3 separate regions of the Homo sapiens genome follow, and all the other regions are linked to region 2. A link is a loop called in an ENCODE intact Hi-C map of the cell type or tissue named here. Cell type or tissue: Caco-2. All regions are shown on one strand.

What was found. Hi-C counts contacts between places; a loop is a spot of excess contacts. Peaks named below come from ENCODE experiments on the same cell type or tissue, not always from the same donor. Only the 100,000 strongest peaks of a DNase experiment are listed, where the experiment ranks them.
Region 1: it touches region 2 in a loop (4-fold over the local background); 14 of 110 quality-filtered maps call a loop at or near these places.
Region 3: a loop joins it to region 2, with 3 times the contacts of the local background. A loop is called at or near these places in 6 of 110 quality-filtered maps.

The regions. Positions count from the first base shown.
Region 1 is chrX:130,391,271-130,396,270 of GRCh38, reverse strand. No RefSeq gene overlaps it. Among named protein-coding and RNA genes, the nearest start is that of GPR119, 8.1 kb to the right of the region's middle. In Caco-2, a CTCF peak has its summit at 2,611 (motif pointing left); no DNase peak of the experiment used is centred here.
Region 2 is chrX:130,328,819-130,333,818 of GRCh38, reverse strand. It overlaps the pseudogene LOC112268303. Among named protein-coding and RNA genes, the nearest start is that of SLC25A14, 8.6 kb to the left of the region's middle. In Caco-2, no CTCF peak of the experiment used is centred here; a DNase peak (open chromatin) is centred at 2,968.
Region 3 is chrX:130,537,321-130,542,320 of GRCh38, reverse strand. No RefSeq gene overlaps it. Among named protein-coding and RNA genes, the nearest start is that of RBMX2, 140 kb to the right of the region's middle. In Caco-2, a CTCF peak has its summit at 2,397 (motif pointing left); no DNase peak of the experiment used is centred here.

The sequences.
Region 1 (5,000 bases), 62 kb before region 2:
TTATTATCAAACACTGCAGAAAAGTTCTCTTGGTAGAAGCACCTTTAATTTTTCAATGTTTTCACCCACTTATTTCAATTGATCCAAAACAACATCACCATCAGGAAAACTGATTTGAGAGGACCCATAAATCTAAACAGCATGCCATCGTGTACTTACCTTCTCCCATGCTGAAGACTTAAGTGTCGGATGGAAGCAAAACACAAGTCTAAAAGAATGGATGTGGGCCATACTTTCCTTGTGTTAAGAAAGCAGATTAAGTGTATGTGTTTATAAAGTCTGTTCCTTAATTGTAGGTTGCCTAGGAATAAGAAAATAAGAAATGATGCATTGTATTAACAGAAGATCTTATCAACTCTTCAGGGATATTGACTTAAGATACATGCATGATCTTTAGGGAGTCTGTGAGGACCCTGAATTTGTGTGTACGATGTGTTTACATGTGAACATGTGCATTTTTTAGAAAATCCATAGCTCCCATAAGATTCTAAAATAGTTCCATAGTTCAAAAACAATAGCTAAGGACAGTTGATTTAGAGCATCTAATGATTACCTATGAATTACCGTCAGATAACTGAGAGCAGTTTGCAAAGCTTAGCAAGCAGGTGTTGTAGTAGAATTCTCGTGAGTTATGTGAGTCAGAGATAGATAAATTGAAAGCACAGTTGCGCTGCCCTGAGCTCCCCCGTGGCTCAGCACAGCTGCTTGCTCCCAGCAATCTGATGCTTACGTAGACTCTTGAGGGATTGGAAAAAGAATCCCAAACTCTTGAGGAGGAGGAGGCCAAGTTGCCTCCAGGGGTGAGTATGACTTCTAAAAGACGCACAACAGATGTCTTTTACCACCTGCCTGTTATTGTTCACCTTTCCTCCACTGCCTAAGCCAATGCAGCGATTTTCCATACCTCAAGCAGCACAACTTTCAGAAGCTGCCAAGATTCTTGATGAGCTGATTAAAAAGCAGAATCTAGTTCCAGGGAAGAAAGGGAGAAAGTAGAGAAAAAAAGTGCTGGAGGAGCATATGACTCTAGTTCTGGTAGAACCCACCTGTAATCACAAATCACATTTACTCTAAATTCATAATGTGAAGTTCCCATTGGCATGCGGGCCTAAAGGGCATGCTGGCTGGACTGAACCAAATGGGACAATCAGACCCGGTGGGAGGAGAAGTAGCACTGGGCAGATCTAACTGGAGCTGAATGTAAAAGTATTTTTCAGGGATAACAGGTACCTACCTAGAGCAAGAGTTCCCAAATGGTCATCACAATTTCACCTAGGTAGGTCAGTCCTCCCAAGCCAATGACTAGTGCCCACTCCCTGTTCTCCAAAAGATTCCTTGCACGGGCAGCTTTTACCCTCCTCTTATTCATTTTCACTGTTCTGAGCCAGAGTTTTCCTGGGGTGCTCTGTTGCCTGAGGTGAAGAAGCCAGTTACCGGGAGTGCTAGATGAAACACTGATCCAGGGTATAGGAGATGGTCTACAAATTAGGGAAAGGAATGAGTGGGCCACAGCTCAAAGAAGCCAGATCACTGAGACATGACAATGTAAAGACCAGAGCACATGAGTGCTCGGGGACAAGCTGACAGACAATGCTAAGCTTCTAGAGAAGAAGCACAGGATGGGTCTGTCTTGGCTCAAATCACAATGATGTTGCATGAAGGCTGGCAGCATTCTACCCTGGAATGGCAGGAGGTGGCATCCTTCTTGAGGGTGGATGCAGGTTTTCAAGGCTATAGGATGATGCCACACAGCTTGCATTCCATCTCTGGTCAGCAACTTACATTCTGGAGAGAACAGGTGGGACACATAGAGCTTGGCAGACCTGAGTTCAAATCCCAGTTCTACCACTTGCTAGGTATAGAAACTTGGGCAATTTAATTAGCTTCAATTAACTTTTTTGTGGTAGCCTTCCCAAGTTATGAAATGGTGATAATATCACCTCTTAGAGATCTTGCAAGGATTGTGATAAGAGGTGAATATTACTAATATTTATAATAATATTATATTCTTTTCACATTCCAAATACTCCCAGCCATTGTTACAAACCCCCTGACCCCTTCTGCAACCCACAAATCTTACCCCCTAGTGAACGAAACCAGTTCTTCCTTAGGAAAAAGGTGGAAATCGCTTTCTGAGAGTTGGAGGGCTGCTATATAAAACTCAGCCTAGCATGACCCCCTGACTGGTGTCTTTCTTGAAGAATACACTTCAAGAAAGATTTGCAATGAAAAAAGCTAGAAACATTAATTGAATATATATTTTCTCCCCTCACCCCACCCCATTCCACAAGCCATGGACATCGGCCAAAAAGGTATGTGTGTTTTTACTCAACTCTATTCTGCAGGGGACGGAAGGATTTCAGCCTACTAGTTGTAACTATATAAATCCTTTTTTTAATGGAGCAAGAAGGTTCTGAGTCCTGAGTGACAAATGAAAATGTCTTCAGGGACCATGCTAGGTCCCTGAAGAGCTACTCTGGCTTGCATGAATCCCAGCTAAGATGCAACAAATTCAGAGCAACCCAGAAGTGCAAAAAGTGTCCTATTTATCCAGCTAAACAGGAGCAGAGCCTTTCCAAGGATTACTTTCTCCCTGCAGAGTGTGCCCTCTGCTGGGCTTCCTGGCCACTGGCATTTTGGCATCTCAGGCCAACAATGCTGCTGTTTCCTGGCTATGTAGGAACACTTGTAGTATTGCAACCAAATGCCTCTTGGGCAGTAACCACCGCCAAGCAGCGATATAACCAGGACCTAGTTTTTGAATTGTCTCCACATACTAACCCTTGAAACCAATGTATTAATTTCCTATTGCCGCTGTAACAAATTACCCCAAACTTTGTGGCTTAAAACAACACAAATCTATTATCTTCCAGTTCTCGAGGTCAGAAGTCTGAAATCAGTTTCACTGGGCTAAAGTCAGAGTGTTGGCAGGGCTGATTCCTTCTGGAGGCTCTAGGACAGGATTCCTTGCCTTGCCTTTTCTGACTTCCAGAGGCCTCTTGAATCCTTGGCATGTGATCCCTTCCTTGCATCACTCCAACCACTGGCATCTGTCATCACATCTCCAAAACTGCCCACTCTGATCTCCTGACTCCCTGTTTTAAGGGCCCTTATAACACTGGGCTCACAGGGATGATATCACTGGGTTCACAGGAAAAATCCAGGATAATCTCTCCATCTCAAGATCCTCAACTTAATCACATCTGCAAACTAGCTTTTGCCAAGTAAGGTCATATATTCATAGGCTCCAGGGATTAGGATATGGACATCTATGCAGGGGGCATTATTCAGCCTACCACACCCAGGCTTCTGCAACATGGAATACCAAAAAGACCATTGGACCAGGCGTAAGGAGAACTGGATTCCAAATCCCAGCTCTGCCACCCCTTTCTAGTTGGGTAACCTTGGGCAGGTCCCTTTATCTCTCCAAGCCTCAGCTTCTTTACTTATGAAATGGAGATGAGATAATAACCCATAGCTCACAACATGTTATTGAATGTATGAAAAGCTCTTTCCTATCATAGTAACTAACATAGAATAGGCACTCCATAAACCTGCTGTGTAGGCAATGTTTGTGTGGGGTGACAGGATGAGTAGTTAGAAGGCTACAGTAATAGTGCAGATGAAAGATAATAAAGTACTGAATGAAAGAGGCAATAGCAGGAATGGAAAGCAGGAGTGATAAGATAAATGGAGAGGTACACATGAGTCCAGATTTATACATTTCCTTGGGCTCAGGGTAAAATGAGCCTCATTTTCCATGATCATTGGACTTTATTTAAAAAGAAAGGCTTCTACTACTTCTCAGCCTAACGACCTTAAAAAAACCCAGAGTATAAAAGTGTCAGCTTGAAGGCCAGTGTGATAGGATGTGCAAAGGCACAGAGACACAAACTGGTAACAAAAGGGGACAAGATGTAATCTCTGTGGTTGACATGAGATGGGATGAACTCTTGGTGGCTGTCCACAGGTCTCACACAAGCTGCTGGCCTGTATGTCGATTTCCAACATCTTCCACTTATAAGTGGTGTAGCCCTTTGGAAATAAGTCACCCTCTCTGTGTGCCTTGATTTCCTAACCTGTAAAATCAAGGCATGAATAGTACCTACCTTACAGAATTGTCGTGAAGGTTAAATGAAACTCCATGTTGTATATTTAGCACAGTACCTGGCACTTAAAGGCCCCATAAATGTTAGCTGGTGTCATCCATTGCTGCAAGAAGACTCAGATGCCCCAGAAGGATAGGGCTATTTCCTCAAAGCGCCTCCCACTCCAAGAAGAGCCTCAAATACTGATTCTCCCACCCTGTCATGTCCTACATTTCTTTCAATCCACATATACCCCTCTCTTTACAGTTGTAGCTCAGGCTAGTAACAGCAATATAAATAAAAGGAAACACACATCCTCTCTGTCTCTGTCTCTGTCTCTCTCTCTCTCTCTCTTTCTCTTTCATGTATGTATGTATGTGTTATTTTAATATATATAATGTGTATACTATATAGTGTACATATGTATCTGTGTATTTTGTATATAACATATATTACATACATAAAATAGTGTATATATGTATGTGTATATATAAATATATACAGTTCTGTGGCACATAATGATGTTTCAGTCAACAATGGACCACGTATATGATGGTGGTCCCATAAGATTATAATACTGTATTCTTACTGTACCTTTTCTGTGTTTAGATATATTTAGATACACAAATACTTTCTGTGTTTAGATATATTTAGATACACAAATATTTAGATACACAATTGTTACCATTGTGTAATAATTACAGTATCCAGTACAGTAACAAGCTATAGGTTTGTAGCCTAGGAGCAATAGGCCATACCATATACCCCAGATGTACAGTAGGCTATACCATCTAGGTTTGTGTAAGTACACTGTGATGTTCACACAATGACGAAATTGCCTAATGATGCATTTCTTAGAACGTATCTCTATCATTAAGAGATATGTGACTATATATATTTGCATGGGTGTGC
Region 2 (5,000 bases):
AGGTCAGGAGTTCAAGACCAGCCTGACCAACATGGTGAAACCCCATCTTTACTAAAACTACAAAATTAGCCAGGAATGGTGGTGCATGTCTGTAGTTGCAGCTACTCAGAAGGCTGAGGCAGGAGAATCACTCGAACCTGGGAGGCGGAGGTTGCAGTGATCTGAGATCGTGCCACTGCACTCCAATCTGGGCAACAGAGTGAGACCCTGTCTCAAAAAAAAAAAAAAAAAGGACATTACATAAAATTTACCATTTTAACCATTTTTAAGCATACAATTCTATGGCATTAAGTACATTCCCAATGTTGTGCAACCATCACCATTATCTATTTCCAGAAATGTTTCATTTTCCCAAACAGAAGCCTATTAATCACTTCCCCTCTCCCCTCTCCCAGCCCTTGGTCACTACTATTCTACTTTCTCTATGAATTTGCCTATTCTTGGTACCTCATTTAAGTGAAATCATACAACATTTGTCCGTTCGTGTCTGGCCTATTTCGATTAACATAATGTTTTCAAGGTTCATCTACGTTGTGCCCTGTATCAGAATCTCCTTATTAAGGCTGAGTCATATTCCATTATATGTACAGAGCACGTTTTGTTTATCTACTCTTTCTATAGATAATATTTGGGTTGTTTCCACATTTTGGCTACTATACATGTTATGAACACTGGTGTACAAGAATCTGTTTGAGTCTTTGCTTTCGATTTTTAGGGGTATATACCTAGGAGAGCAATTGCTGGATCATATGGTAATTCTATGTTCAACTGTTTAAAGAACTGCCAAACTGTTTTCCAGAGTGGCAGCATTGTTTCATCACAGCCTTTTAAAAATATAGCAGTTTTTGTGGCTACTTTTCTGATCAGAAAAAATGTTTAAACATTCTGTTTTATGAAAACTGAAATATAGACAACTTTTTTCCTTTATTGGAAATATTTATTTAACAAAAAAAAAACAGAATAAAAAGAATGGTCCTAAGAAACTAATGGTCTATTAATTTTTAGTGGCAATCCATATTTCTAGTGATGCTTTTAGAAAACAATGTAACAAAACATTTAAAAGTCATGCTAATATTACTAATATTTACACCTTGCATCTCAATTGGGTAAGTATCCAATTTGATGCATATCCTAGTAAATTTTTAGGTACCAAACAAAAATTGAACTGATATTCATAACATAATGGTTTATTTATCTATTTTTCCTGGCTATCATGTGCCTTATATTTTCATAATGAAAAAGGGTACCAATTGTTTAAATGTCTTTAAAAACTACCCATCTACCTATATAGCAAGTTTTAACATGATTCTTCGAGTCATCCCTTACCCAAAAAATTCATCTGATTCTCTACCCTGTAATGTATACTTCATATAAACGTCTATAATCCTTTATTCATCACCTTCTATAACGTTATCGGTAGCCTCACTGGTGTTTTCTTCTTTAAATCTGCTACTCTAAAACAAAGTTCAGCCATTTTTTTCTTTTAAATGGCAAGACATTAAATATTCTAGGCTGTACCTGTCATTCGATCAGTCACAACTACTCAAAGTTGCCACTGTAGCACCAATGCAACCACAGATCACATGTAATAAGTGAACATGGTTGTGTTCCAATAAAATTTCAGGCCAGATATGTTACCAACCGCTGCTCTAAAGAAATCCTAAACTAGTATTGTTTAGGTAGAACTAGCAGTTGAGACTAGAATAAAATAGGATATAATTAAATATCAGAAAATTAAATGGTCCTACTTGCAGACCATAATGTATGATTTAAATATTATACTTAGAAATTTACAAGAATGTGTGAACTGAACTGATAAGCTAAAGAATTTCTAGGTTAAAAAAAATCAAACGTACCCACCTATTCAATGAAAAATTGTCTTACTCTTGGGGAAGAGCTTGGGACAATGATCAGATTCCACCATCTGCTTGCAACCAAGCCCATGCAATTACTAGAAAATGTTGGATACTGGCCAGGTGCAGTGGATCACGCCTGTAATCCCAGCACTTTGGGAGGCCAAGGCAGGCAGATCACCTGAGGTCAGGAGTTCAATACCAGCCTCGGCAACATGACAAAACTCCATATCTACTAAAAGTACAAAAATTAGCTAGGCATGGTGGCATGCACCTGTAATCCCAGCTACTTGGGAGGCTGAGGCAGGAGAATCACTTGAACCCAGGAGGCGGAGGCTGAGGTGAGTCGAGATCAAGCCACTGTACTCCAGCCTGGGTGACTGAGTGAGACCCTGTCTCAAAACAAAAAAAACAAAAAACAAACAAACAAACAAAAAAAACTGAAAATGTTGGGTATAAATGATTCAACAAAGGAGAATTTCTCAGAAATTTCCTGTTTGTCTCCTTGGATTTAAACTCAAAATGGTGGCATAAATTGGCCTAATTAATTCAAGTTGAGGGGTAATATTGCAAAAAGACATAAAGAAAAGCTAGAAGAGAATTTATCAATAAACCGCCTTCCTCTCTGCTCTTATTTTATAAAAAGTAAATAGTAAACCCTCAGAAATGAGAGCATTCTAATCTTAAAGTCGAAAAAAAGAAAAATCCCAAAGGAAAAAAAAAAAGTAATAAATCAAAATCAACCTTGTAATAGCCTTTTCCTAAAAAATGAAAGCAGCAAACATAAAAAGACAGACTAAATGAATCTACATCACATTGAAAAATTACAGATTACATCTTTATTACATTGACTGGTTTTTCCTTGGAATCAGATTCCTTGCTGTTCCAATACGGCTTTAACCACTTCTTGATGTCTCAGTTAAGAATGCTTGTCTCAGTTCAGCCTGGAAATTCACCACAGGTGCTTGCTGCTGCTGAGAAGCCTCGGGTATAACTGACATTCTTGGTTCTCAGGAGGTGGTCCTTTTGCGTTTAACTTGGACTTCCACCTCTGGCACGTGCTGGTCTGTAGTCCGTCTCAGGTGTTAGTGATCCCTTGCTCTCTCCAGCACGCCACTGACAGCTCCTCGGGCATCAGAGACCTCTAGCGGCCAGCCGCTCTGCTCTGCCAACAAAGATTTAAACACACACAACACACACACACACACACACACAAAATCCCATTGCCCAGTGAAACACACGTTAATGCAATCTTTCTGGGATTTCTTTTTATGACAATTGTTTCTTCAAATAAAAGTTTTGTTTGTTCCCATGGAATTCTAAACATGCTTTTAAAGGAATAATATTTTAGAAATGTACTTACTTTGAAATACACAATTTTCCAAATAATATGCAGCCGTCAGAAATTATGCTTATGGGAGCTATGTAATAATAATTAATAAAACCTACCATCTATAGACTGCCTACTATATTCCAGAGACTTTACGTACAACAACTCTAATCCTTACAACAACCCTATGTAGCCTTTAGCATTTGACAGAACAGGTTTCGCCAGCTGTGTGGTCTTGCATAAGTATCCAATCACCCTGTCTTCAAGTTTCCTCACCTGTGAAAACAAGGATCTACCAGACCTATCTCTGGACTTACTGAGCATTCAAATGAGCTGATTCACATAAGGCACCTGGAACAGAGCCTGACACATCATAAGCACTCAATACCTGTCTATTATCACCAAAAAGGGGCGTGCCTTAAAATTTAAACATGACAGAATAAAATCAAACCATGACAAGTACCAGAAGAAGATGTAGGTGAACAGTATTATTATAACCCTGGGGTGAGCAAGACCTTTCTAAGCACACTACAAAAGGTAGAGACAGTAAAAGCAAAGGATTAATAAAACTGACCACTCAATGAAAAATCACTTCTGAACAGCAGAAAACACCACCAAGTTAGACGAAAAGCAATAAATTGGAGGAAAAAAAAAAAGGCAGGGCACGGTGGCTCACGCCTGTAATCCTAGCACTTTGGGAGGCTGAGGCAGGCAGATCAACTGAGGTCAGGAGTTCGAGACCAGTCTGGCCAACATGGCAAAACCCCGTCTCTACTAAAAATACAAAAATTAGCTGTGCATGGTGGCACACACCTGTAATCCCAGCTACTCGGGAGGAAGGGAAGGAGAATCACTTGAACCCGGGAGGCGGAGGTTCCAGTGAGCTGAGATCACACCACTGCACTCCAGCCTGGGCGACAGAGCAAGACTCTGTCTCAAAAAAAAAAAAAAAAAAAAAAGATTACATATTTGATGGACAAAAGGCTATTGTCTTTAATATACAGTGAGCTTTACAAGTTAAAAGAAACTTGTAAGTTTTTTTTAAAAAGAAACTTGTAAAGCTCACAGTACATTAAAGGGGAGGGGAGGGCAGTGAGAGATGAGATCAGGGAGGTACCAGGGGTGGGGAGATCAGATGGGGCTCTGTGTATCATGCTAAGGACTTTGGATTCTAAGTGTACAAACACTCAAAGATATTTTCCTTTAAAAATAGGCAAAGAACATAAACAGCAGAGCAGGACCGTTTGATGTGGCCATTTTATCCACAGGGACATTTTGATAAGCCCTGCTGACACAGCTATCCCTAACCTCCAGTCTAGTAGACTTTTCACTTTCTACTTTATTCCTTTCTGCATCATTTAAATTTTCTTCTATAAATGTGTGACTTGTCATCAGGGAAAAAGAAAGAAAGAAAAAACTTATTAGACAAGGTTAGCCTCTAAGAGGAAACCAAATCATCTTTATAAAATAAATTTTATGGTATTAAATATAACATTTGAAACTTAAGTCCTGAGAGAAAAGTTAAGAATTTAGTTGAGCATTTCCTCTATAGCCTAGAGCTGAAAATAAAATATCTTACTGTGTTCCAAATACCCTCCTTCTTCCCCTCCACCTACTGTCTATCTATATCTAATTCATTCATTCATTAGGCTCTTACTGAGCCCCAGCTTTGTGCCAGGCATGGTGCTAGGCTTCAGGACCTCCCAGCGAACCAGAAACAGTCCCTGCCCCCATGGTGCAGACAGTCTCATTGGGAGTTGGAGGAGGAGCAGGTAAAAAATAATTAAATATTCAGGTTAACGATATATTGTCAGGTG
Region 3 (5,000 bases), 210 kb before region 2:
AGAGACACACATGGAAAAAGCCATACAATGACAGAAGCAGAGATTGGAGTGCTGCAGCCGAAAGCCAAGGAATGGCAAGGATCAATGGCCACTGACAGAAGCTAGGAAGAGGCAAAGAGGGATTCCACGCAGTCGCAGAGAAACCATGGCCCCAATGACACCTTGGTTTCAGATTTCTAGCTTCCAGATTTTTGAGACAATCAGCTTCTGTTATTTTAAGCCACCTAGTTTGTGGTACTTTGTTAGGGTTTCCTAAGGGAAAATAATATACCTCCCAACTTGTTTCCTTGTTTCTACCCTTGACCACCCACTGTCTAGTTTCAACACAGCAGCTGGAATGATCCTGTTAAACCTCTAAGTCAGCTCATGTCTCTCATCTGTTCAAAACCCTGCAATGGCTCCACATTTCATTCCGAGTAAAAGCCTTACAAAGACCTGTAAGTCCCTATAAAAGCTGGTCCTCTGTTCCTAATCCAGTCCATTCTTCTATTACTCTCCCCCTCACTCACTCTACTTCAGTGACATTGGCCTACTTTTCTGCTCCTCCAGACATGCTTCCATCAGGTCTTTGCACTGTGTTCTCTGTTGTGACAAGTGCAAAGTCTCTGAGGCTTGCCTAGCTTTGAGGGTGACCAGCTTACTTGATTATGCAACTTCACATACAAAGAAGCCCACAGGTCCGAATTGAGGGGTTGGGGGAAGCACAGTGTTGTGAACTATCTATATGAGAAGGCCAAAGTGTTTAATGGCTAAGCAAACAAGACTTGGAGTCCAATAGGTCTAAATTAAGTGATCAAATCACTTACGATTTCTGGGCCTCAGTTCCCTCATCTATAAAATGGGAAAATAACGTTGTGAACCACACTATTAAATCAGATGGAGCATGCAAGGTGCTTGCCACATAGTTAGCACTCAATAGGTATCAGCTATTATTATTATTAATCGATAAAATTTAAAAGAAGTTTAAAACTGAGTACCAAAACACCAAAAGTATTTTGAGGCCTACTAAAAAAATAAACTAGCCTGGCATTTGAATGGACACATTTTCCTGTAGTACAAGTTTGGGCTCAAGAACTTCTTAGGGAAATTCAGATGAAACATTTGTGGAACCCTAGGATTTCACCAAACACAGATAGAACATGACATTTTTCTTTCAGGTGTCTTTCACCTCTGACACTCTCTGTATCCCAACGATGTAGTCATCATAACAACAGGGCAGTGGCACAATCTTGGGTCTGGCAATGGGCTTGCTTCATGGCCAAAGTTCCCCAACAAGTACTACCACCACCAAACACCTTCTCACACAAACCCAGCTCCTGACACTCCCCCCGCTACACCCCAATATGAGGACTGATTTTGCTTTCAAGCAAGGAAACTATCCATTACCTTTTTTTTTTTTTTTTTAGAAAACCATCAAACTTGGCTGGGCACAGTGGCTTATGCCTACAATCCCAGCAATTTGGAAGGTCGAGGTGGGCGGATCACTGAGGTCAGGAGTTCAAGACCAGCCTGGCCAACATGGTGAAACCCTGTGTCTACTAAAAATACAAAAATTAGCTGGGCGTGGTGGTGGGTGCCTGTAATGCCAGCTACTCAGGAGGCTGAGGCGGGAGAATCGCTTGAACTCGGGAGGAGGAGGCAGTGAGCCGAGACCATGCCACTACACTCTAGCCTGGGTGACTGAGGGAGACTCTGTCAAAAAAAGAAGAAGAAGAAGAAAAGAAAACCATCAAACTTAGAAAGAAGCAGATTATTTCTAATTTATAAAAATAAAAACAGGTCTCACAACTCCAAAGAAAGGGTGATATATCTAGGACAGGACCACTGGCAGGGTAATTGTGACAATTCTGCCTCGCAGAAGTGTGAGAAAATTGTAGGAAGAACCTACGGAACATCAAGAGGATTCATGCTACTACATAGGGCAAAAATTTAAAATTAGGTATAAATGAAAAATCCAATATTTTAACAGTCATGATGTAGACAATAGAGTCCACATCTTCTGATTTTAAAAGTAAGCCGATGTAAGATAGATTTAAAAAAAAAAAGACCTGGATAAAATGCTGATATTTTAAAAGATGGATGAAAGCTTTTTTGAAGTTTTTTTTGAGACAAGGTCTCGCTCTGTCACCTAGACTGGAGTGCAGTGGCATGATAACAGTTCACTGCAGCCTCTCAGCTGGGACCACAGGCATGTACCACCAAGCCTGGCTCATTTCTTTTATTTTTTATAGAGACAGGGTCTCGCTATGTTGCCTTGGCTGATCTCGAACTCCTGGGCTCAAGCGATCCTCCTGCCTCAGCCTCCCAAAATGCTGGGATTGAGTACAGGCGTGAGCCGCCGCACCCAGCTGAATTTATTTTAAGGTTTCAAAACATGTTACAGCATTCTCAGAACTTTGTATGGGCTTTGACAGGAGCGCGCCCTCTAGTGATTTCAGCAATGCCTTACACGTGAACAGGCGCCTGCGGCGAGAAGACTAACGTGAGCATTTTTAACATTTCCTCTAAAAGTGAAAAAAGGAAAATGATCTATCTAATTTTAGCTTTAAGAAAATTATCCCCCCTTCAAAATCTTATACCATCAAAATCTGTTTACCTTGAGAATTATCTTTTTTCGACATAAAGAAAATATATCCAGCGTTAATAGTGTCTTTGGGCAATAAACTCATGAGTGATTTACCTTTTTTTTTTAATAATAAACATGCGTAACCTTTAATTTTGAAGTATTTTTATTTTGTAATGTTGCAATCAGATAGAAAACTGGAAGTGATAGCATAATAAGCACCTGTGGACATACAACCCAGGCCTCTGGAATTATACCATTTTGCCATATTTGCTTCAGAGTTTTTAATAATTTTGTATTTTAAAACTTACAGAAAAGTTACAGGTACAATTCAAAGAGTTTTTTTTCTAGTTGCCAATTTGATGTCCCATAGTCCTCAAATACTTTAGTATTTAACGGGCGCTAGGACATTTTCCTACATAACCACAATTCATCCATCAGAGTTTTCAGATTTCACTTAAGTTCTACCAGTTGTTTCAACAACGTCCTATGATAGCTCTAATAACCCATACCAGGCTATCCGCACACATAGTCACCCTCCTCCCATTAGGTGGACTCCAGCACCCCAAGCTAGGTTGTCCTTCCTGCGTGGATGCCTTCCTCACCCCCACTAAGGCTCTGATAAGCCATAGGGGCTCCCCACTTCCCATCCCCATGTAGACCACAACCTTGCTCACCCTGTTCAGGCTCAAAAACCCAGAGCACTTTTCACAGATGCTCTCCTCATCCTGCTTGGGCTCAGACCCCCCTACCCAGGCTTTCCCCTACATAGATGCCTTGCTCACATTGCCCAGGATATAACACACCTGCACCACGCCACCCACATGTGTGGATGCCCTCTCCCAACCCCGCTGCAGCTCTGATTTCTCATCCTGGGCTGCCCACGTACAAGGAGACCCTCCTCACTTTGTTTAGGCTTTGTTCTGGGTCTTCTAAAAACATATGTTGAAATCCTAACCCCAAGTACCTCAGAAGATATCACAGTTTCAAATGGTGTCCTTATAAGAAGATGGCCACATGAAAACAGAGACACACAGGGCCATGTAAAAATAATTCCACACAATGACTAAGGCAGAGATTGAAGTTACGCAGTTGAAAGCCAAAGAATACCAAGGATTGCTGACAAACCCCCAGAAGCTAGAAACGGGCAAGGAAGGACTCCCTCATAGGTTTCAGAAGAAGCATGGCCCTACTTGCCATGGTGAGCAGTGACTATTTGGGGCCAGTGGTACGCAGGTAAGAAGAATTTACCTAGACGGTTGTAGGTAAAGAAAAGCAGATTTATTAAAGGATGAAGACACATAGCAAGAGTGCAATGAATGGGCAAGTTAGCAAGAGAGGAGCTGACTACCAGGAGATGAAGGCTTGCTGGGGATTTTATAGCATGGTGCTTGTGCTGTGTGCTGAAGAGGGCTTTGTGCAGTACTGAAAACCCCAAGGTTGCAGTGAGCCAATCTGCACTTTTCTATTAGCTGAGGGTCTGGTGATAGCTGGACACAGGAAGATTGTGAGTTATTTGCTCAGGAGGGCCGTGTCTCTTGGAGTATGAAGAAAGGCAGACATATAGCTTATCTGCTTTTTCTTTTTGCTTCCTCTTGGTGCTGCCATCCTGACTTTTTTTCCCTAAACAGGATTCCACATTCCCCCTGTGACAGAGCAACAATGACAAATCTTTGGTGTGTGGGTGAAGGTCTCATCTTCCAACTGCTTATTGCTGACCAGGGGCATAGAGTTGGCCCTACCTAGGATTGTTAGTCTGTCAGGAGGTTATGAGGACCTGAGTCCCTGAGTTGGGAATTAAATTGGGCAGGGTGGCTGTGGGACCACGGCTGAACAGCATTTGCAGCCTAAAATTTTGTCCTGCTGTGTCCAAAGGAGTGTTGTAGAGTTCTCTTAGTGGCTGACATCCTTGATGCAGTAACATTTTGGTTTGAAATTTTTATATTCTAGAAGACACAAAATGAGATATATAACATTAACGATACATGCTGTAAATAAACAAACTAATATGAGCATTATTATAGGCAGGGGAAGTGGGGTAACCCGTGGCCCAACCCAACCGTAGGATCTCTAAAACAGTTGTGCAAAAGAGGAATCTTGAGGAACTCCTTTTTGAAGGCCCTCTGTTGTCCTGATGTTTTCTTTTATCTTTTCCAAACTTTCTTCTACTTTACCTGAGGTATTGATGTAAAGCAACAAGTTTCATTTAACAGTGTGCAAGTGCCTCCTGCCTCAGTGGTAAGCACATCCAAAGCACCTTGATCCTGCAAGACAACCCCTGCCAATGAATCTAGGGCCCGTTGTTGGCCCTCAATGGCTGTTACTGTAGCTTCTCAAGATTGTCGGACTAGGATGGTGAGATTATGAATGCTACACTTAAGCATGGGTATACCTGCAAACCAAAAGATTGCACAGGCTACAGAATGTCCTAGACCAT